Regions from separate parts of the Homo sapiens genome. Here region 1 is linked to region 2. A link is a loop called in an ENCODE intact Hi-C map of the cell type or tissue named here. Cell type or tissue: CD4-positive, alpha-beta T cell. All regions are shown on one strand. Links, peaks and the distances in the headings refer to the core of each region. The heading gives the core; the rest is flanking DNA. Region 1 overlaps CHST12 (carbohydrate sulfotransferase 12). Region 2 overlaps IQCE (IQ motif containing E).

Evidence for each region. Hi-C counts contacts between places; a loop is a spot of excess contacts. Peaks named below come from ENCODE experiments on the same cell type or tissue, not always from the same donor. Only the 100,000 strongest peaks of a DNase experiment are listed, where the experiment ranks them.
Region 1: a loop joins it to region 2, with 5 times the contacts of the local background. A loop is called at or near these places in 20 of 110 quality-filtered maps.

Annotation. Positions count from the first base shown.
Region 1 is chr7:2,445,985-2,461,855 of GRCh38, reverse strand. CHST12 (carbohydrate sulfotransferase 12) reads right to left here. Exons shown (of 2, transcript NM_018641.5): 2 at 13,372-15,871. Among named protein-coding and RNA genes, the nearest start is that of GRIFIN, 22 kb to the left of the region's middle. RefSeq lists silencers at 9,303-9,382, 13,210-13,393 and enhancers at 9,311-9,964, 9,965-10,620. In CD4-positive, alpha-beta T cell, for the core only: CTCF peaks have their summits at 10,063 and 10,264 (motif pointing left); DNase peaks (open chromatin) are centred at 9,535 and 10,275; H3K4me3 peaks cover 742 bases; H3K27me3 peaks cover 852 bases.
Region 2 is chr7:2,562,512-2,570,511 of GRCh38, reverse strand. IQCE (IQ motif containing E) reads right to left here. Exons shown (of 22, transcript NM_152558.5): 2 at 3,349-3,396; 3 at 1,513-1,558. Among named protein-coding and RNA genes, the nearest start is that of IQCE, 7.5 kb to the right of the region's middle. RefSeq lists enhancers at 2,465-3,066, 3,081-3,250, 3,451-3,500, 3,067-3,669, 3,781-3,960. In CD4-positive, alpha-beta T cell, for the core only: no CTCF peak of the experiment used is centred there; DNase peaks (open chromatin) are centred at 2,372 and 3,361.

The DNA of each region.
Region 1 (15,871 bases), core at 7,257-15,256, 120 kb after region 2:
AGTTTCCTCTTCTGCAAAATGGAGCAACAACAGTCTCTATAAGCTGGGGCCTGTGGGAGACTGGGGCTGTGCGGAGGATGAAGTTTAATGCGTAGACCTGGGGCTGGGGCACGGCCTCAGCAGTAGCCAAGGGCATCCCATGTACCCAGACGTTGGCCCAGCTCCCGCTCCCTGACAGGTCTCTGTGCCCCTCATCCACTGCGTCATTTCTGCATCTGTCTGGGTCTGCTCTCTGGGGGCACTGGCTGGCCGGAGCTGTCTTTTCAGCACCAGGCAGTGCCTCCGCTTGCCCAGCAAGGCACAGGCGAGGCACCTGAGCCCCAGACATGAGAAGACCCCAGAAGTGAGAAGAGGAGCAGGGTGGGCTGGGGTCCCAGGGGACAGGGGCTGGGGCACTGGGGGACCATGGTGTCTTAGGACAGGGAGGGACCGAGGGAACCAGCGGTTGGGGTGGGGTCGTGGCCTCCACACCACACCTGGGGCAGGGGCCAGATTGGGACAGGAGTGGCCTAGGGGAGGGGGAGTTGGGGCCTTCTTGTCTTGTGGGTACTTCACTGAAGGAGGACCGTGGTCTCTCTGGGGCTGGGAAATGAGAGTCCCTTTCCCTTGCCATCACCCGGCTTGGGTGAGACCCAAAGGCCTCCCCTCTCAAATTCCGTAGCCCCTGGACTGCCAAGCACAGGTAGAGGGACAAAAAGGGCAGCCTTGGCCCACCAGGGACATTGCCCGAGGGAACCCAGTGCCCAGAGTACGGTGCAGCCCCCATCTCGCTGCCCCTGCCAGCTCTCCTCCCCCTGGCCACAGTGCCTGGCCTCCTTACTCTTTTTTATTAAACAAGGTCTTGAGTTTGCAAACATGGGTTTTGCAACCACAATTTTTGGGGGACTCTAACCCCACAGCTGGGGAGGGTTAGTCACTCTGTGCCCTGGCAGAGGCCTCACACTCATGCCCATTTCCCGCCAGTCACGGAGGGATTGGGGGAACTGGGGGTGGGCAAGCCAGTGGCCAGATGGAGCCTCGTCCAGGCTGAGAGGCTGGAGCGGACCCGCTGTGCTCTGGCCAACTGCCTGGAACATCCCAGAACTTGGAGATGGGGTTCACCTCCTTCCAGGGGCACACCAGGCCCTGTCCTTACAGTGGGCACAGAGGGCTGGGGTGTTAAGGAAGGTGCTGCCAATGGGCACAGCGACCAGCTGGGGCTCCCACCCAGACACCACTGCGAATTCAGGACCCCAGAAACAGCTGGGCTGCCCTCTCCTCAACCCCAGACCCTCTCTCCGGCCAGCAGCCGCCGCTATGTGGTGGGCAGTGCCCTCCCACCCGCCAGCCATTCAGAGCCCATCCCTGGGCCCAGTTCCAGCCCCGAGACAAAGCCGGAACCAGGGCCACGGGCCCGGCTGACCCCGGATGGGCAGTTGGCGTGGAGGGCCCCTCACCATGGTTACCGCCACCCACAGCTCTACTCAGAGGTGGGCATTGTTTGGCCGCCAGAGTGTGGCGAGCGCCCAAGAGCCCGAGAGCCTGGCTGGCACGACCGCCCCTGCGTGTCTTTGGCCCCGGACACACAGCAGAGCCGTTTCCCACGCTCTAGGCTCCTGGCAGCCCCAGGAAGGGGAGCGGGCCCTGGCCTTGGAAGAGGGGAAACTGAGGCCTGGAGAAGCACGGAGCTAGGAAGTCGGGGCCAGCAGGAATGAGACAAGGGGAGGGACGCCGGCTGCTGTGAGGAATCACTGGGACCTGGTGATACTGGGACTTGGGTCAGTAATAGGCTCAAGCTGCAGAGGCCGGTGTCCGAGGCACGGCCAACCCCTCCCCAGCCTGTGTGCCGCTCAGATTCTCTCTGGCCTCCAAGCCTTTGCTCCTGCTGGCCACTCCACCCCAAAGCCCTTCCCTCACTTTGATTCCAACACACAAATTTCCCCGTAAGACGTCACCTCCTCCGAAATGCCTTCCTCAGCTCCTCCCCATCCAGTGGGAAGGGCCACAGGTCCTGTTTTGCTTGCCCATTTCCAGACATAGCCCAGCTTCTCTTTGGAGACGTGCTCCTCTCCTGTGCTGTGTGGTCTTGGGGTGCAGAAGATCTCAGGGTCCACCCTCCCATTGCAGAGACTGAAGGGTACCTGGGGGTCTTCTGGAGGGACCCTTCTCACTGCCTGAATCAGCCAAGGATGGGTTGTGTGATGTCTGCTGAGACTCGGGTGTTGAACGAAGGATAAAAGCAGGTCTATTGCTTGTACCGGCCAACCTATGACCCCCACCAGGCCCCAGGGAGGTGGCAGTGGCTCCTCCTTGGAGGTTTCCAGGCCAAACAGCGCCAGGTCCTGGGCTCAGAGAAGAGATGGACGAATGGGGAACCCTTCAGAGGAACAGCCCTGGGGTCAAACCTGCCTCTACTTCCTTCTGGTTGTTGTTTTGTCTTGTTTTGTTTTGTTTTGTTTGAGACAGTCTGGATCTGTATCCCAGGCTGCAGTGCAGTGGTGCAACCTCAGCTCACTGCAACCTCCATCGCCTGGGTTCCAGCAATTCTCCTGCCTCAGCCTCCTGAGTAGCTGGGATTACAGACGCCCACTACCACGCCCGGCTAATTTTTGTATTTTTAGTAGAGATGGGGTTTTGTCATGTTGGCCAGGCTGGTCTTGACCTCCTGAGCTCAAGTGATTTGACTGCCTTGGCCTCCTAAAGTGCTGGGATTACAGGCATGAGTCACGGTGCTCGGCCCTTTTTTTTTTTTAGGTTTTGTTATTTTGTTTTGTTTTGTTTTTGAGATGCAGTCTCGCTGTGTCACCCAGGCTGCAGTGCAGTGGCGTGATCTCGGCTCACTGCAAACTACACCTCCCAGGTTCAAGTGATTCTCCTAACCTTGGCCTGCTGAGTAGCTGGGACTACAGGCCCATGCTACCCCGCCTGGCTAATTTTTGTATGTTTAGTAGAGACAGGGTTTTGCCATGTTAGCCAGGCTGGTCTCAAACTCCTGAGCTCAAGTGATCCACCTGCCTCAGCCTCCCAAAGTGCTGGGATTACCGCTGTGTTATTTTTTACACTATACTGTAGCTATCAGATCTTATTGAGTGTATAATCTTTTTTTTTTTTTTTTTTTTGAGATGGATTCTCGCTCTGTCGTCCAGGCTGGAGTGCAGTGGCACAATCTTGGCTCACTCCAACCTCCACTTCCCAGGTTCAAGTCATTCTCCTGCCTCAGCCTCCAGAGCAGCTGAAACTACAGGTGCCCACCACGACGCCTGGTTAATTTTTGTATTTTTAGTAGAGATGGGGTTTCACCATGTTGGGCAGGCTGGTCTTGAATTTCTGAGCTCAAGTGATCCGCCCACCTTGGCCTCCCAAAGTGCCGAGATTACAGGCATGAGCCACCATGCCCGGCTGATTGTATAATCTTAATCTGTGCCTTAAACTGAGCCTCGGTTTTCTTATCTGTAAAGTTGGTACATACAGGAACCAGTCAGGAATGGTGTGCTGTCAGCAATACAAACACAACAGGAAGGGGCCTGCGTGGCAGGGCTTGTCCACAGGCTCATGTGACATGTGCACAATGGGGGTCTGTGGCAGGTGGGAGCAGTCCTTTCCTCGTGGCAGTGGAGGGGGCAGAGTGCAGACTCAGGGTGGGTGGAGGGAGGATGTGGTGAGGGCTCCCAGCAGGTCTCTTGTGGTTGCTGTAATTTCCTTGGTGAAATAAAAAGTGAGGTCATCTGCCGGGCGCAGTGGCTCACGCCTGTAATCCCAGCACTTTGGGAGGCCGAGGTGGGCGGATCACGAGGTCAGGAGATCGAGACCATCCTGGCTAACACGGTAAAACCCCGTCTCTACCAAAAATGCAAAAAATTAGCCGGGCATGGTGGCGGGCGCCTGTAGTCCCAGCTACTCGGGAGGCTGAGGCAGGATAACGGTGTGAACTCACGAGGCGGAGCTTGCAGTGAGCTGAGATCGCGCCACTGCACTTCAGCCTAGGGGACAGAGCGAGACTCCATCTCAAAGCGAGGTCATCAAATGGGAATGAGGATGGGAAGGAAACAGGTATGTGGGAGCACCCTCAGTTCACCATATTAATTACTACAAGAAGATCCCCCCAGGTAGGGTTGCCATATTTAGAAAAACACAAACAGGATGTACAATTAAATTTGAATTTCAGATAAATAATAATTCACTTTTTCAATATAAGTATATCCCATGGCCAGCTGGGCATGGTGGTGCGTGCCTGTGGTCCCAGCTACTTGGGAGGCTGGGATGGGAGGATCACTTGAACCCAGAAGTTGAGGCTGCGGTGAGCTATGATCATCCCATTGCACTCCGGGCCGGGTGACAGAGCAAGAACTTGTCTTAAAATAAATAAATAATAAAAACATAATCAGAGGCCGGGCACGGTGGCTCACTCCTGTAATCCCAGCACTTTGGGAGGCCAAGGCGGGCAGATCACCTGAGGTCAGGAGTTCTAGGCCAGCCTGGCCAACATGGTGAAACCCCGTTTCTGCTAAAAATACAAAAATTAGCCAGGCATGGTGGTGCACAGCTGCAATCCCAGCTACTTGGGAGGCTGAGGCACGATAATCGCTTGAACCCGGGAGGCAGAGATTGCAGTGAGCCAAGATTGCACCACTGCACTCCAGCCTGAGCGACAGAGCGAGACTCCATCTCAAAAAAAAAAAAAAAAAAAAAAAAAGGACACAATCAGAGCCATCAGTGGCTGCACATCATGGAGGGGACAGAGTTCACAAACTAAGTTGAGGCAAATTACAAAAGAAACAAACAGAAAAATAGCAGCAACATCAGCCCTCAAGGGAGAAAAATAATACTTTAAAGCTGCTACAGTGTGTCATTTAAAATGTCTGGTTTTCCACAAAGTCATTACAAGATATACAAAGAAACACAAATTTATGATCCCTATTCCAAAAACAACTGTCCCTGAGTGTCCTCTGATGTTGACTTTTTCAGACCAAAACTCCAAAGCAGGAAATATAAAGATGTTCTAAGAACTAAAGAAAACTATGTGTAAAGAATGAAAGGAAAGCATATCAACAATGAATCAGCAAATAGAGATACTCAATAAAGAAACGAAATATAAAAAATGTGACCCCATGGATTATATTTAAAAAGTGAAAAAAAAATTATAAAAAAGAAACACATGGATATTCTGGAGTTGACAAGTATAATTGAAATGAAAAAAAAAAAATCACTAGAGGGGCAGATGTCGCATGACAGAAAAAAGAAACAATGAACTTGACCACAGATCAATGAATAGAAATTATCCAATCTGGGCCAGGTGCAGTGGCTCACTCCTGTAATCCCAGCACTTTGGGAGGCCGAGACGGGCAGATCACTAGGTCAGGAGTTCAAGAGCAGCCTGGCCAACATGGTGAAACCCCATTTGTACTAAAACTACAAAAATTAGCTGGGCATGGTGGCTCACGCCTGTAATCCCAGCCACTTGGGAGACTGAGGCAGGAGAATCGGAGGCAGAGGTCGCAGTAAGCTGAGATCGTGCCATTGCACTCTAGCCTGGGCGACAAAAGCAAAACTCCATCTCAAAAAAAAAAAAAAATTATCCAATCTGAAGAACGGAGAAAAAAAATTTGAAGAAAAATGAAAAGGGCCTCAGAGACTTGTGAGACAATATGAACTGTGCCAACATGCATGTAATGGCAGTCCCAGGAGAGAAAAAGGGGCAGAAAAAGTATTTGAAGACAAAAATGGCCAGACATTTCCCAAATTTGATTAAAACAACATTCATCTACAAATTGAAGAAGCTCAGTCAACTCAAAGTAGGATAAATACAAAGAGATCTAAAACTAGACTCCATCTCAAAAAAAAAGTAATAAAAAAAAGAGAGAGAGAGAACATACAAATGATCAAATTCAGGAATTAAAGAGCGTATGTCACGGACCCTGCAGAAACTAAAAGGCTTCTTAGAGAATATTATGAATGCTTTATACCAACAAAGTAAAATACTTAGATGAAATGGATGAATTCCTATAAAGGCACAAACTTTAAAAAGTGACTTAAGAAGAAACCAAAAATTGGAAAAGATCTGTAACAACGAAAGACATTGAACTAGTCATTTAAAATCTTCTCGGCCGGGCGCGGTGGCTCATGCCTGTAATCTCAGCATTTTGGGAGGCCGAGGCGGGCGGATCACAAGGTCAGGAGATGGAGACCATCCTGGCTAGGACGGTGAAACCTCGTCTCTACTAAAACTACAAAAAATTAGCCGGGCGTGGTGGCGGGCGCCTGTGGTCCCAGCTACTCGGGAGGCTGAGGCAGGAGAATCGCTTGAACTCAGGAGGTGGAGGTACAGTGAGCCAAGATTGCGCCACTGCACTCTAGCCTGGGCGACAGAGCAAAACTCCATATCAAAAAAAAAAAAAATCTTCTCACAAATGAAAGTTCAACCCAGATAGATTCACTGGTAAATTCTACCAAGTACTGAAAGAGAAATAATGCCAAATCTTTCGTAGAATAAAAGAGGAGGAAGCGTTTCCTACCTCACTCTGTGAAGCCGGTACTATCCTTCCACCAAGGTCAGAAAATGATGCAACAAGAAAAGTACAGAGGACTAGCCTCATGAACATAGACACAAAAATCTTTAACAAAAGATTACAAACCGAATCAGCAGCATATACAGATGATCACACGGCCGGGCGCGGTGGCTCACGCCTGTAATCCCAGCACTTTGGGAGGCCAAGGTGGGCGGATCACGAGGTCAGGAGATCGAGACCATCCTGGCTAACACGATGAAACCCAGTCTCTACTAAAAATACAAAAATTAGCCGGGTGTGGTGGCTGGCGCCTGTAATCCCAGCTACTGGGGAGGCTGAGGCAGAAGAATGGTGTGAACCCGGGAGGCGGAGCTTGCAGTGAGCCGAGATCGCGCCACTGCACTCCAGCCTGGGTGAGAGAGCGAGACTCCGTCTCAAAAAAAAAAAAAAGATCACACACGAGGACCAACTGGGATTTACTCCAGGAATGCAAAGTTGGTTTAATATTCAACAATCAATTTCTTTCTTTCTTTTTTTTTTTTTTTTTTTGAGAGATGGGGTTGCCTGTTTCCCAGGCTGGAGTGCAGTGGCGCAATCTCAACTCACTGCAAGCTCTGCCTGCCGGGTTCAAGTAATTCTCCTGCCTCAGCCTCCCGAGTAGCTGGGATTACAGATGCCTGCCACCAAGCCTGGCTAATTTTTCTTTTTTATTTTTAGTAGAGACAGGGTTTCACCGTGTTAGCCAGGATGGTCTTTCGATCTCCTGACCTTGTGATGCACCCACCTCGGCCTCCCAAAGTGCTGGGATTACAGGCGTGAGCCACTGCGCCCAGCCCTCAACAAGCAATTTCTGTAATACATCACATTGATGAAATAAAAGACAAAAACCACATGACCATCTCAATAGCTACAGGAAAAGCACTTGAGAAAATCTAACCCATTTAAGATAGATACGCACAATAAACTAGAAATAGAAGGGAATTTCCTCAGGCTGATAAAGGCATCTATGAAAAATGTACAGCTAATATGTATATTATATATAAAGTATTATATATGAAAATATTTTATATTATATAAAATATATACAATATATTAAAATTTTTGTATTTAATATATATACATTTCTGAAGACAGAGTCTTACTCTGTTGCCCAGGCTGAAGCACAGTGGCACAATCATAGTTCATTGCAGCCTTGACCTCCTGGGCTCAAGGGACCCTCCTGTCTCAGCTTTTCAAGTAGCTGGGACTACAGGTGCACACCACCACACTCAGCTAACTTAAATTTTGTTTGCATTTTTTATGGGATCTTGCTGTGTTGCCCAGGCTGGTCTCAAACTCCTAGGCTCAAGCAATCCTCCTGCCTTGACCTCCCAAAGTGTTGGGATTGCAGGCGTGAGCCACTGTGCCTGGCCCAGCTAAAGTATATAACAGTAAATCCCAGAATATTTTCCCTCTAACAGGGGGACAAAGCGAGTGGGACATCTGATGCGCTACTGTTATTCAGCATTATACTGCAGGCTCTACTCAGTGTGATAAGGAAAAACAAAAATGAAATAAGACAAAACAAAGACATTAAAAGCATCCAGATTGGAAAGGAAAAAGTAAAACTATCTTTATGCACAGATGATGGTCCTGTATATCCTAAGAAATCAACCCCAAAGCTATTAGAACTAATAAAGCTTAGTAAGGTGGCAGGATATAAGATGAATGTATAAAAACAAATTGTAGGCTGGGCCTGGTGGCTCACACCTGTAATCCCAGCACTTTGGGAGGCCGAGACAGGCCAGTCACCTGAGGTCAGGAGTTTGAGACCAGCCTGACCAACATGGTGAAACTCATCTCTACTAAACATACAAAAATTAGCCGGGCGTGGTGGTGGGCACCTGTAATCCCAGCTACTCGGGAGGCTGAGATAGGAGAATCGCTTGAACCCAGGAGGCGGAGGTGGCAGTGAGGCAAGATTGTGCTACTGCACTCCAGCCTGGACAACAAGAATGAAACTCCGTCTCTAAATAAATAAATAGATAAATAAATAAATAAATAAATAGTGTTTTATTTTATATATACTGGCAACAAACATTCTGAAAATAGAAATAAGAGAACAATTTCATTCACAATAGCATAAAGAATAACAAAATACTTAGGAATAAATGTAACAAAAAAAGTGCAAGGCTTATATGCTGAAAAAGACAAAATATTGTTGAGACAAATTAAAAGAGGCTTAAGTAAATGGAGACGGGGCCCATGTTCAAGGATGGATGGGCAGTGCTCCTCGAATTGATCTACATATTCAGCACAATCCCGGCCAGGTGTGGCGGCTCATGCCTGTAATCCCAGCACTTTGGGAGGCTGAGGCAGGAGGAATTCAACCCTAAGACCAGCCTGGACAACACAGTAAAACCCCATTTCTACAAAAAAAAAAAAAAAAAAAAAGTCAGGCCTGGTAGCGCATGCCTATAGTCCTAGCTACTCAGGAGGCTGCAGCAGGAGGATCCCTTGAGCCCGGGAGGTTCTAGGCTGCAGTGGTGCGATCACAGCTCACTGCATCACTACACTCCAGCCTGGGCAACAGAGCAAGACCCTGACAAAGGGACGAGGAGGGGAGGGGAGAGGGAGGGGATGGGGGAGGGGAGGGAGGGAGTGGGGAGGGGGAGAGAAAGGAAGGAAGGAAGAAGGGGGGAAGGGAGGGAGGGAAGGGAGGGAGGAAGGAAGGAAAGAAGAAGGAAAAGAAAGAAGGAAAGAAAAAGGAAGGAAAGGGGAGGGGAGGAGAGGGGAGGGGAGGGGAGGGGAGGGGAGGGGAGGGGAGGGGAGGGGAGGGCAGGGCAGGGCAGGGCAGGGCAGGGCAGGGCAGGGCAGGGCAGGGCCGGGCAGGGGAAACTGGGGAGCCCCCGTGAGGCCGGCCCAGGGCCGGGCAGGGGAAACTGGGGAGCCCCCGTGAGGCCGGCCCCAGCTCTTCACAGCCCTGGGACTGGGTTTTCCGGCTCAGCTGTGTCATTTGCTGAGTGGCCGCTGCTTCCAGCTTCTGACCTGCGGTTGCTGCCTCCTTCCCCCGACAAGTCCTTGTGCCCCCAGAGCCACTGACTGGTGGGAAGAGATGCCACGTTCCTGCCCTTGGGGCCACCTCAGCCCACTGGACTGTGTGTGCTCGGCCACCTGTGGGGGAGGGGCTCAAAGAGTGGCCTCAGCCAGCGTGGTCCTGGCAGCGCGTCTTGGGGCTTCAGGCCTGGGGAGTCGGAGCCACTCAGCTCCTTGAGTCCCCCAGAGGGGCCCAGAGCAGTGACCCAACAGCAAGTGAGTGGTGGAGTCAGTGTGAACTTGGTTCAAACTGGAAACAGGTCGCCCTCACGGACAGTGTTTGGTGGGAGGAAGACAGCTCTGGCCAGCATGGCCAGCATGGTGCTGAGGGCGCTGTGGGGCCCAGCAGACAGGAATCACGAGGGCGTCAGAGCCTGGGTGACCAGGCCCAGCCCTGCCACGGTGCCCCCAGATCACCCAGTGCCCTCCTGGTCCAGCCGCCCAGGGGGCTGAGCAGCCACTTCCTGTGCCCCCCACGGCCTGTCCAGAACCGGGACTGTACAGCCACCCACACAGGGACCGTGTCTCAGAGGCCCGGGAGGGTGGCCTCAGGGCTGGAGGGATGCTCACTCGGGTGGCCTCAGGGCTTTCGGACCCACGGGGGACATTGCATTACCAGGTTCACATGCGCTTTGGCCGGCCACCCCATGCCCTGCGTGCAGCCGCGTTTAGCCAAGGGTGCGCCGCAGGTCGCGTTCCTGAGCCGTGGCTGCCCCCTGGTGGAAGATGCCCAGGGCCCGGCCTGCCCAGCTCCATGCAGCCCCTCCAGGAGCCCTGTGCCAGGCTGCAGGCCCAGGACTCAGAGGTGGATCCACCCGAGGGAGCTCCTCTAAATGGCCCGGCTCACACCTTCCTCGGGCAGGCACAGGTCTCACTGGTTGGGGGGAATAGTTGCGTCAGCCATTCCTGGGGCAGTGGAAGGTCTGGGGGCCACTCCCAGGGCTGCGGGACAGGCTCAGCATTGTGGCCAGAATCAAAGAGGCCCGGAAGCACCCTGCCCGGGACAGAGAGCCAAGATCCTGGAACAGGGCCAGGCGCAGTGGCTCACACCTGCAATCCTACCACTTTGGGAGGCTGAGGCAGGCAGATCACCTGAGATCAGGAGTTCGATACCAGCCTGGCCAACATGGCGAAACCCCATCTCTACTAAAAATACAAAACAGCTGGGCATGGTGGCAGGCGCCTGTAATCCCAGCTACTCAAGAGACTGAGGCAGGAGAATCGCTTGAACCCGGGAGGTGGATGTTGCAGTGAGCCGAGATCGTGCCACTGCACCTCAGCCTGGGTGACAGGGCGAGAGTCTGTCCCCCCAAAGAAAAAACCCACAAGGGGCTGAGCTGCCACCCCTGCGGGGGTCCAGGAGATGCCAGGCCAGGCTGGGGGAAGCTGAGAGCAGCCCACCTCCCCCAAGCCCTGCAGGCTTGGGCTCAGCACCGTGTGGACCTGACGGGAGTTTCCCATGATTCTGGGCTCAAAATGCTGGGTGCCTGGGAGAGGGTGGGGGGCGGTGGGACATACCAGCTTGGATGAGAGCCCTGGGCCCCAGGCGTGCACCTGTGTCCTGCTACAAAGACGGGCAGTGGGGCGGAAGCAGCCACGGGCTGAGACACTGGATGTGTGCAAGTGTGTACGTAGGTGCCTGTGTGCTGTGTATATCAGTGAGGGTGAAATGGGTATTTTCTTCCTGTTCCCCAGGGAGTGGGGGGCCCCGAGGAAATTCGGGTCATGCCGGAGATGAAGAAGCTACACTGTCACGGACGTCCGGGTGGGTCGCGTGTCTGAGACCCCACACAGGAAGGAGCTGGAAGCCTTGGGTGAGGAGGCTACAGCTCCAGGAGCTCCTGCCTGTGCCTGCCTGCCTGGAACGCTCAGAGGCATCCCCCAGCCCTGCAGGGGCCCCTTCCACTGTCCCTCCTCAGCTGGCACCCTTGTGGGAAGGTGTGGAGAGCTGCCACCTCGGCCCCAGGGAGGGAATTCTTTACGCTTTTTTTTTTTTTTCCAGATGGCGTCTCACTCTGTCGCCCAGGCTGGAGTGCAATGGCGCAATCTCGGCTCACGGCAACCTCCAACTCTCGGGTTCAAGCGATTTTCCTGCCTCAGCCTCTTGAGTAGCTGGGATTACGGGCATGTGCCACCACACCCAGCTTATTTTTGTATTTTTAGTAGAGACGGGGTTTCACCTTGTTGGCCAGGCTGGTCTCGAACTCCTGACCGCAGGTGATCCACCCGCCTCAGCCTCCCAAAGTGCTGGGATGACAGGTGTGAGCCACCGCACCCAGCCTGGTTTCTGTAGGGCAATGACCTTGAGACCTCCCCTACACACTGATACAAGGGGGTCAGGGTCTTCCGAGTCCACACTCATCTCTGCATGTGGACTGTGCTCAAGCCCCACTCCACCCACCTGAGGAAAGGACCTCTTTGCTCTCTCTGCTACCCTGGTCACAGCCAGAAGCCAGCGTGAGGCACCAGCCACTGTCTGAGGACACATGAACCTGCACTTCCAGCTGGTCATTGGCCCACGCCTTCCTGTAAGAAAACGACACACAGATGCCCTTGCACCCGTGCACACACAGGTGCACACACAGGTGCACACACGCACACCCCTGAGTCTTGCAGCCAGACTGCACACACAGGGACCCTGTTGCTGTCTCCACACTCCCACCAGACCCAAGCTCAGGGAAGGGCTGGGAAGTGTGACTGCTGCCGGCCCCAGTTCTTTTTTAATATGGGAGGTATCTGGACAATACGGAGCCCGATTCCATTCAAGATGTGACCAGGCCAGGCACGGCAGCTCAGGCCTGTAATCCCAGCACTTTGGGAGGTCAAGGCAGGGGGATTGCTTGAGCCCAGGAGTTTGAGACAAGCCTGGGCAACACAGCAAGACCCTGTCTCCACAAAATATAAATTTAGCCAGGCATAGTGGCAGGCACCTGTGGTCTCAGCTACTCAGGAGGTTGAGGTAGGAGGATGGCTTGAGCCTGGGAGGTGGAGACTACAGTGAGCCATGATCATGCCACTGCACCCCAGCCCTGGGCCACAGAGCAAGGCCCTGTCTCAAAAAATGTATATTTAAAAAGAAGGCTGGGTGCAGTGGCTCATGCCTGTAGTTCCAGCACTTTGGGAGGCCAAGAAGGGTGGATCACCTGAGGTCAGGAGTTCGAGACCAGCCTGGCCAACATGGTGAAACCCTGACTCTACTAAAAATACAAAAATTTAGCCCGGCGTGGTGGCAGACGCCTGTAATCCCAGCTACTCGGGAGGCTGAGACAGGAGAATCACTTGAATCGGGAGGCAGAGGCTGCAATGAGCAGAGATCGTGCCACTGCACTCCAGCCTGGGCGACAGAGCGAGACTCCATCTCTAAATAAATAAATAAATAGAAATGAGCCTAGGAGTTCAAGGCTGCAGTGAGCTATGATCACACCACTGCACTCCAGCATGGGCAACAAGAGCGAAACTCTGAAAGAAAAAGAAAGGAAAGGAAAAGGGAAGGAAAAAGGAAGGACAAGGAAAGGGAAGGGAAGGGAAAGGGAAGGGAAGGGAAAGGGAGACATGACCAGTCTGCTAGGCAGAGCAGGTTTTGGCCTCCTCACCAGCTGAGATTCAGAATTGCTCGAAACCCCTGCAGAAGGTTACACCAGCTTTTCTCTGCCAGTCTTCACCCACATCGCAGACATTCTCCAAGAAGTGGGGGAAGAAGCTGAGGGTGGGTGGCCGGTGTCCCCTAAAGCCGCGGGGACAGAAGGCGGGCTGCTCTGCCCCCAGGTCTTATCGGCTTTCATAGGAGGAATGGGTTTTGTTCAGTCCCGGGTAGAGAAGACATTGCCATTTACTGAGATCCAGCTGCATATGACACAGAAGAGGACGTGGTGCTCTGTGAGGTCCTGAGCTTCGAGGTTTGGACAAGGACTGGTGGGTGCCATTAACAGGGGGCAGATTCGGACGGGTATAAGAATGAAGTTGGTTATCCAGCCTGGCAGGGGCTATGGGAGAGGGAGCCCGCCATTCAAGGGGTGCAAGGGGAGGCAGAGACAACCTGCCGGGAAGGCACCTGGCGAGAGCAGGGTCTCCCCAACTCCACACTTCCTGGTCCAGTTCCTTTATTGTTCAAATTTAAAATATGTTTGTGGCCAGGCACGGCGGCTCATGCCTGTAATCCTAGCATTTTGGAAGGCCGAGGAGGGCGGATCACTTGAGACCAGGAGTTCGAGACCAGCCCGACCCACATGGCGAAATCCTGTCTCTACTAAAAAGAGAAAAATTAGCCGGGCATGGTGGTGTGTGCCTATAGTCCCAGCTACTTGGGGAAGAAGCGCTTGAACCCAGGAGGTGGACGGTGCAGGGAGCTGAGAGCTGAGGTCGCACCACTGCACTCCTGCCTGGGCGACAGAGTGAGGCTCTGCCTCAACAACAACAAAAAAAGTGTTTATTCAGGCTGCTCTCCCTATGGAATAGCCATTCTTTATTTCTTAACTTTGTTAATAAACTTGTTTTCACTTGTTTAAAAAAAAAAAAGTGTTTGTGGCCGGGCGCAGTGGCTCATGCTTGTAATCCCAGCACTTTGGGAGGCCGAGGCGGGCGAATCACTTGAGGTCAGAAGTTCGAGACCAGCCTGGCCAACATGGTGAAACCTCATCTCTACTAAAAATACAAAAATTAGCTGGGCTTGGTGGCACATGCCTGTAATCCCAGCTACTCGGGAAGCTGAGGCATGAAAATCGCTTGAACCTGGGAGGTGGAGGTTGCAGTGAGCTAAGATTGTGCCACTGCACTCCAGCCTGGGCGACAGAGCAAGACTCTGTCTCAACAACAACAACAAAAAAGTGTTCATTTCAGAAGAGGGTGTCAGAGTGTGGGGACCACAGCAAGAAGTACCTTTGAGGGGGTATGGGAAATGACCTCTGACCCCCACGCTGACCCGAAATCCTCCATGAGGAAGACCACGAAGGCAAGCACAGAGGGTCACTGAGGGGGTCACCGAACAGAAGGTTTGCTGATGTAAGAGGAGGAGGCTTTGGAGGAAGCCAGTGGCCGGGATGGTGGGAGCCCACACTCAATTCCCTGAGAAAGTGCAGCACCAGCCTCAGTGGTCGCTGCTGTATGGGGTCTTCCTGCTTCCACCAGCTACCCCATGACCTTCAGGCTCTCTGCAGCCCAGGCCTGCCAGTGTGCCTCAGTGTGCCTTTCGTGCTGCTGGTCCCTGGGGGCCACTCTCCTCTGCTCTGCAGCTGGGCCCTGCACCCTCAGCACATCAGGGCTGGATCGCTGGGACCCAGGGGCTCCCCATGGGCCAGAAGCCTCCAGGACCCCAGAAAAAGTCTGTGTTTCTGGATCCTCTTGGCAGAATGACTCGAGGCTCTGTCTTACTGGACCCAGTGGCTGGGCAGTGTTTCAGGCCAGGCTGCGTGGGACGGATCCACCTGGAGGGGTTGCTGGAGCCAGAGAATCAGCGGTGGGCACTGGGACCGCTCCAATCTCCCACAGGGACGGCAGGATGTGAGGCCCGGGGCTGCAGCACTCACCACCCCACGGGGTTGATCTTGTACCAGAACTTTTTCTGTTCGATCATGTCCTTGCACTCTGTCCCTTGGTGGGGGGATTCCTGGGTTAAAATGTTAGAAATGACATCTCCAAGGTGCTCGGGACAACAGACAAAGCCCCACAGGTCCCAGCTGGAGCAGGGAGGTCCCTGGACATCTCATTCTCATGGCAGGTAAGGAACGGGAAGCCCCGACGTGGGCACAGCCAGGGGTCCCTGGACATAGCCGCAGCGCTGAGCCCTGAGGGACAGGTCGTGGCTCCGTCATCCACAGACATAGTTCAGGCACCGCCTTGTTGGCTGCCTGGGGTGGAACCACTTCCTGGGGCTGCAGTGGGTTAATGCCAGGCCACGCGCTGGGCTGGAGAGGTTTTTCCTCAGAGCCTGGGTTTTTCCTCTCTCCTCCCCTCTGCCAATCTGGCCAGCACTCCGAGAGTCGCACGAGGCTCCCGTCCCCCAGACTGCGGCTGGCGCTCAGCTATTTGTCCTTTTTTCCCAACTCTCCGCTTTTCCTTGTCAACGGCCTGAGGTCCAAGGCAGCCCCAAGGCCCAGCATGTGCTCTCCCTTCCAGCCCTGCTGCTGGCTCTTCTAGAGGCTGGGCTGGGACCCTGGAGACCTGGGGCTGGCTCGGACCCACCTGGGCTGTGCAGAGACGGATGGGGGCAAGGCCAGGGACAGATGCCACAACGGCCGGCAATGGTCCCACGAAGTGCCCTTGAGAGGTCTGGGCAAAGCCAGGGCTGGGTTCTCACTGATCCTGTGCCTCAGTGG
Region 2 (8,000 bases), core at 1-8,000:
GCAGGGACCCTGCTGCATCTTCACTTACCCGGGACCACAGAACCTGGCCTCCCAGATAGTCTCAAATTCTTCCAAAACGTAAAGATTTAAGTTGTCATTTATACAAGTAAATGAGTGAGCAGAAAAAAGCCCTACACATTACATTTCCCTCCTAAGAGTGTGTGGGCTTATCGGCGAGTAGGAAGGGTTCCTCAGGAAAGCATGAAAGCGGGGATAAAAGCGGGGAGGGAAGAAGAGAGGACGGAGACAGGGTGGTGGAGAGATGCCAGCGTTTGATACTGCCCGGAAAACGACAAACTCGGAAAGCAGGAAAACATCATCGCCTGCCTCGCCCTCCTGGCAGAGTGACCAGGACGATGAAAAGCCTCGGAACGTGGTGGGAGCTGCAAACCTACAAGCAGGTTGACCAGGCCTTGGAGAAAAACACTTGCTGAGTGAACAGGACAGACATGGTCCCTACACTCACGAAACTAGAAACCCGGAGAAAAACAGGTCCCGAGTGTGAGTCAGGAGGCACCCCCGGTCCTGGCCTTTTACTTTATATCAATTCTCAATTTTCTCCATGGAAGGAGAGAAAGGACATCAAAAATCCAAATTGCTAGGTGATTTCCTTCTAGTGTTTATATTGATTTGTAACATATAACATGCATTCTTTTCTGTGCAGGGATTTACCTAATTATGTTTTCCTTGGGCTAGTAGCAAAGTTTGTTTATATTCTCTGAGTGCGTCATATACTTGACTGAACCTTTGAAATATATGATACGCGTATATAAAATAGACACACATCTACAGATGGCACAGCCAGGGAAGGCCACAGGCTTTGGGGTAGCACAGGATGCCGGCCTAGGATTTACAGGGTCACGAACACATTCGTACGCACAAGGTCGGCACACGGGCTGCTGTACACGAGAGCGGCATTAGAGACAGAGGGGCCTCGGGGCCACCTGGACTAACCCCACCTCCGCGGCACCCTCCTGGACAAGCAGGGTGGCAAATGCTGCCCTCCTCCTGCTGAGGGTGAGGAAGAATAGAACCCTGGCAGCAAAACAAGCCCAGGATGATCCAAAGGGGAAAAAGGTGAACTTGCCACCCGTCCCACCAACTACACCTTCTCAGTAACTTCGACTCTCAGGAACAAATCCCAGGTCAAAAATCCTTTAACTCTGGCAGCATTCAGAAGAGGTAAGCCTTTGAGAAAGCAAGAAAAAGAAAACAAAAGGCCTAGAGGCACTGTCGGGGGAGACTGGGGAGTTGGTGGCAGCCTCAGCCCTGAGAAAGGGCTCGTCACTCTGGCACCAACAGGGACTCCACGTGCTCCTGAGACCCCAGCATGAACCCCAACATGAAAGGGGGAGACTCCAGCGCGAACTGGGAGACCCCAGTGGGAATGGGGCCAACTGGCTGAGGCGTCAGGTCTCAGCTACCTAAATGTACAAAGCAAATACCCTTCATTCTCTCCAGGACACCAGGGAACGTCGGCGTGAGAGGGAAGGCAGGCCTCGTCATACTTACTTGGCGATGTGGGTGGAGGTTTGTGGAAAGCTTTCCTTTTTGCTTTCTGAAAGAAAGAAGAAATGGCATAAGGCTTGCTGAGCTCCCACAGTGGTGCATCACAAGACCCTACCATGTTCAGAAAGGGTCAGGGGTCGTGTAAGAGCAGCAAGAGGACGTGAGCTTACGGGGACGTAAGGAGGGTCCAGGAACAGGACACGCAGGGCCCGATGCAGACCCCACAAAAATGCACTCACGTCAGTGCTCAGGGCTGGGCTCTCAGAGCACAAGTTCCAATTACAGAAAACCATCGGGCCCGGGCTCCTGACGTTCAGACTGAGGGTCCCACACAAATGGCGGATCTGCCCCCACCCAAACCGCCCGCACAGCCAGCCTGGGAGCCCAGCGCACCTCTGTCCACTCAGGTGGAGGTGGTCAGATGAATCCCTGCACATAAGTCAACTGCAAAGCCCACTATGGAAGAAAGCCGAGCAAAGGGAGACCCTGTCTGGAAGGTGGTCTCCTGTGACAACCACGATGCCAAACACCCAATGGGGTCCAGATCTCACAGAACGGGGTCCAGATCTGGTTCCACTGCTTACTACGGGGTGAGTGTCCCATATCCGAGATGCCTGGGACCAAGAGTGTTTCTGATTTGGGAATATTTGCATCCATATAATGAGGTATCTTGGGGATGGGACCCAAGTCTAAACACAAAATTCATTTATGTTTCATATATACATTATACCCATAGTGCAATGGTAATTTTATATTGTGTTTTTAATAACTTTGTGCATGAAACAAAGCTTGTGTGAAGTACTTAAGGGTGGAATTTCCCACTTGTGGCCTCATGAGGGTGCTCAAAAAGTTTCCATTTTTGGAGCATTTTGGATTTTGCATTAGAGACACACAACCCGTCGTGCCGTGGCCTGGGGAAGATGCTGCCATGCTTCCAACCTTAACTTCCTCATCACCTTGCACTAGACCGAGCAGATAAGGCTACCGCGGCCAGGTCTCCTCACTTCCCCTCCAGCAGAAACATTGAGCCCCAAGTTCTGCGCGGGGGGAATTTTCCCTGGGGCTTGGTTTGGATCCCTCCTCCTCCGGGGAACATCAGAGGAGCATCCCCTGCCCTCTGTGACATGGAGGGAAAATCCTTAACTTTGCGAACAGAGGTCCCTGGAGGGAGACAGTGGAGCTGAGGCTCCCCCTTGAGTCCACAGAGCAAACGTGGAATTGAGATCTGCTGGTGCCGGGTTCGTTCTGCTGGCTGCAGGTTTGCTAGATCTGCGTCTCCAGTAAGAAAAGCTTTTTTCGCTCATACACGAGAAGAGCAATTGGCACACTTCCTTTTCTACCCAGCACAGCTTGCCAAACAAACCCAAAGCCCAGTCCGGGGCCATAGTGTGCCACTGGGCCATCGGACACCACTCCTGCCCCTCTCCTTTCCGGGCTGGGAGGCCAGGCAGCAGTTCAGCTTGGGATGGCGGCTGCCCAGGTCTGCTTTCTCCCATCGGGTCCTTCCGACGGCATTAGCAGGGGCTCTCCTCCTCCCCTCAAGTGTCAGGATGAGGGCGTGGGGTGCAGGGCAAAACCAGCTGCAGGCCAGGGACTAGCAATCTGTCTCACATGAGCCCTGCTCAGGATTCACGTCCAGATAAAAGTTTTAAAGTTATCACCACAGGTATTTAAACCTAAGGGCTGGAAACTTTTCAAACACCAAGGAGCATTCGGAATATGCATTCCAGCTCTCGACACAGTATTGTGGAGAACGGCCTATTTTACGCTTCCGAGTGCAGTCTGCAAGGGCAGCGCAACCAGCCCGAGGTCGCACGGCTGACACCCAGCGGCACTCACCGTCTCCACATCAGAGTCAAAGGTGACTGCAGACAGACTGTCATCTCCCTGGAGGAAGAGAGGCAAACACTGTAACTCGACGGCACCTGCTGGGCTTCCGACCATCACGTTTACAAAAGCGAAAACAGCCCGTCCACAGCTGCTGAAACAGAAACTCCAGAAATCCAGCTCTGAGGCCACTCAGAACACTCCAGCTGGGCAGCAGCCAGTTCCTCAGTCTCATCAGAAGGAATGGGTGGGTGGGGGGAACAAAACACAAAACGCCGCCCAGCAGGCGTGCAAATGTCTGCAAATCTAGTAACACTATTTCCCACAGAATTGTGTCTTGACAAAGAAAAACAAAACCAGTTCTTGCTGAAAGCATTTCATTTTTACATAAATGTTCTCACTCTTATTCATCTTTACATCAAAGCACAACGAATCTGTGACTGTCTCCTGGTAAGAACGGGTGAGAGTCATCTTTTAAAAAGCAAACTCGGCCTGGGCAACATGGTGAGACACTGTCTCTACAAAAAAAATCTTAAAAATTTAAAAAATAAGCCAGGCTGTGGTTGCACACACCTGTAGTCCCAGCTACTCGGGAGGCTAAGGTGGGAGGATCGCTTGAGCCTAGGAGGTCGAGGCTGCAGTGAGTCATAATCATGCCACTGCACTCCAGCCTGGGCAACAGAGCAAGACCCCAGCTGGGAAAAAAAAAAAAAAAAAAAACGAAAACCAACAAAAACCAAAACATATGCATTACAATGAGAAGGCATTTGGGCCTATAAAGGTTCTTGCCTTCTTATTCCAGTGACTTTGTCCTGGTCCAGGGAATGAAATAAGACTTGTACTGTCTGATTTCAGCACGAGGATGGCCAAAAAAAAAAAAAAAGGAAGCTTTTTGAAGACAAAAGTGTTTCTGTATTAACTCATTCACTCAAATTGAAATCCAAAAAGAGAAGCATAAAATGTTTAAAGTCCCTCGGAAGATCATATTGGTGCTTTCCAATGCGGACACTGGAAGTTAGAGCTGAATGCCCCATTATGAGCCAATAGTTCTACAGCTTGGGGTGGAGGTGATGACATTTGTGCTACCTGTCCCTGGTATAGCTGAGTCCACGCAGTATCATAATGGGATGCTACTGCGTTCTGAAAAGCAAACTTATTTTCTACAAGGCTAATAGTACATGAAGTGCCAATTTTGCTAGCAGTGTGAAACTGTATTAGAAATGCCTGGCTGCATGATAACATGGATAAGGTGCAACTAGACAGGCCAGGACACAAGTGCAATGTGACTGCATTTCGAGGGGCAAAGGAAAGACGGTGCATTCCAAATAAATGGAGCGTTTAAAAAAATCAGCCATTGACTGAAATTTTTTATATCATTTTTTATATCACCTATTTAAGGTGACCTTTTAAGACATAAACAGCATATGACAATTATAGAGAGAAGTTTTCCTTTTAGCAAAGTGTATTGAAATTATGCACAAAATTGAGGAAGGGCAGGCCGGGAACTGGACACACAGGTTAGCGGGGGATCAGAAAAGCCAAGTCAGCCCTGGGCATCACAAGGACGTGCCTGCAGAGAACAGAGGGGAAACTGCTGAAAACTGTCTAGAAAAGCAGCAGCAACTTTCTCTGTAAACATCTGTCATTATTCCTTGCTGTGAATAAAATCTTGAAGACTTTTTGAATGACCTGAAATTCAACAAAGGAATGAGATTTTATGTGTAGTAAACAAAATGCATTGATCTCACCCACAACGGCTGCCCTCTCCACCACTCCCTTCCAGCCGTGCTGCCTCCAGCCTGCCGGTCATAGTGCAGGGAAGAGGTGAAACGCAGTCAGGACCGGAAATCACACAACAGCCCAAGGATCCATGACACCAGTCAGCAGAATACAATCATACACAGCGCACACACACACACGCATGCACACACACACACGCACACACACTCATGCACGCACCTAAAATCACACAACAGTCCAAGGATCCATGACTGCAGTCAGCAGAATACAACCATACACAGCACACACACACACACACACACTCACACACATGCACACATGCACTCACACACACACACGCACACACACGCACACATGCACTCACACAAAATGGCCAATCTGTTCCGCCTCCTTCAAGCACTATCTGAGGTTGCCACTTATTTCCACAGTAGGTTAAGCTCAATCAGCCTGTGTCAGGGTGGTTGTAACAGAAGAAATGGGGTGGTTTCACACTGAAATTAACTGTCTCAGTTTGGGAGGCTGGAAGTCCAGAATCAAGGTGTTGGCAGGGCCAGGCTCCTAACAGACAGGAGAGCGAGGCAGAAGATCAACGAGGAGTTAGAAAAACTTGATCAGCAGACACTAAAAACCTAACAGACATTTACAGAACACCCCACTCAACAACAGCACAATACACATTCTACTCAAGTGTACATTAAACATAAACCAGACCATAGGCCACAAAAAAGCCTCAATGAATTAAAAGAGAAAATCATTCAAAGTATATTCTTCTACAACAAGGAAAACTAGAAATCAACAAAAGAAAGGAATTCACAAATGTATAGATTTTTTTTTTTTTGAGACAGAATCTCGCCTTGTCGCCCAGGCTGGAGTGCAGTGACACAATCTCGGCTCACTGCCACCTCCACCTCCCGGGTACAAGCGATTCTCCTGCCTCAGCCTCCTGAGTAGCTGGGATTACAGGTGCCGCCACCACGCCCGGATAATTGTTGTATTTTTAGTAGAAATGGGGTTATATTCACTATGTTGGCCAGGCTGGTCTCAAACTCCTGACCTCAGGTGATCCACCCGCCTCAGCCTCCCAAAGTGCTGGGGCTATAGGTGTGAGTCACTGTGCCTGGCCTGGATATTAAACAACAAATTCCTAAATAATCAATGGGTCTAAGACGAAATCACAAGGGAAATTTAAAAATATCTTAGATGAGTGAAATTTTTTGTTTTTTTGAGGTGGAGTCTTGCTCTGTTGCCCAGGCTGGGGTGCAATAGCATGATCTTGGCTCACCACAACCTCCGCCTCCCAGCTTAAAGCAATTCTCCTGCCTCAGCCTCCTCAGTAGCTGGGACTACAGGTGTGCACCACCATGTCAGGCTAATTTTTTTTTGTATTTTTAGTGGAGACAGGGTTTCACTATGTTGGCCAGGCTGGTCTTGAACTCCTGACCTCATGATCCGCCCACCTCAGCCTCCCAAAGTGCTGGGATTACAGGCGTGAACCACTGTGCCCGGCTGATGAGTGAAATTTTTTTTTTTTTTTTTTTTTTTGAGATGGAGTCTCGCTCTCTCACCCAGGCTGGAGGGCAGTGGCGCAATCTCGGCTCACTGCAAGCTCCGCCTCCCGGGTTCACACCATTCTCCTGCCTCAGCCTCCCAAGTAACTGGGAATACAGGCGCCTGCCACCACGCCCGGCTAATTTTTTGTATTTTTAGTAGAGACGGGGTTTCACTGTGTTAGCCAGGATGGTCTCGATCTCCTGACCTCGTGATCCGCCCGCCTCGGCCTCCGAAAGTGAGTGAATTTTAAAAATCAAAATTTATGGGATGTACCTAAAGCAGGGCTCAAAGAGAAACATACAGCTGTAAATGTCTATATTTTAAAAAGATCACATCAAATAAATAACCTAATCTTCCACCTTAAAAAACAAAAGCAGGGCCGGGCGTGGTGGCTCACACCTGTAATCCCGGCACTTTGGGACTCAAAGCCCAGGAGTTCAAAACCAGCCTGGGCAATATGGAGAAACCCTGTACACACACACACACACACACACACACACACACACACAACAAAAAATTAATTAGCTGGGCATCATGGCACATGTCTGTGGTCCCAACTACACAGGAGACTGAGGTGGGAGAATCACCTGGGTCCGGGAAGTTGAGGCTGCAGTGAGCCATGATCGCACCACTGCACTCCAGGCGCAAAGAAACAAAAGCAAGCTGAGCACCTGCTCATGCCTGTAATCCCAACACTTTGGGAGGCCAAGGAGTGAGGACTGCTTGAGCCCAGAAGTTCGAGACCAGCCTGGGTGACATAGTGACACCCAGTGTTGACAAAAAATTAAAAAATTCGCCAGGCATGGTGGCACACGCCTGTAGTCCCAGCTACTTGGGAGGCCGAGGCAGGAGGATCACTCAAGCCCAGGAGTATGAGGCTGCAGGGAGCTGTGATTGTGCCACTGCTCTCTAGCATCGACAACAGAGTGAGGTTCTGTCTCTGAAAAACAAAAACAAATAATCAAAAACACAAAAGCCATGTTTAGAGGGCAATTTGTAGCTGTAAATGCCTATATTAAAAAAAAAAAAGAAAGAAAGATCTCAAGGCAATAATCCAATAATCTAAACTTTCACCTTCAGAACCAGGAGATAGAAAACTAAACTCAAAGGAAGTAAAAGAAAGGAATAAAAATTACAGTGAATAAATGAAATAGAAAATAGAAACAATAGAAAAATCAATGAAACCAAAAGTTGGTTCTTTGAAAAGATCAACAAAACTGACAAACCTTTAGCCAAGAAAAAAAACCCAGAGACACGAAATTACCAAAATACAGGGGGAAAAAAAAAAAAAGGGGGCCTCACTACTGACCTTATAGAAGTAAAGAAACACCCAGAACCACATGGTCTCGCTGGTGAATTCTATCAAACATTTA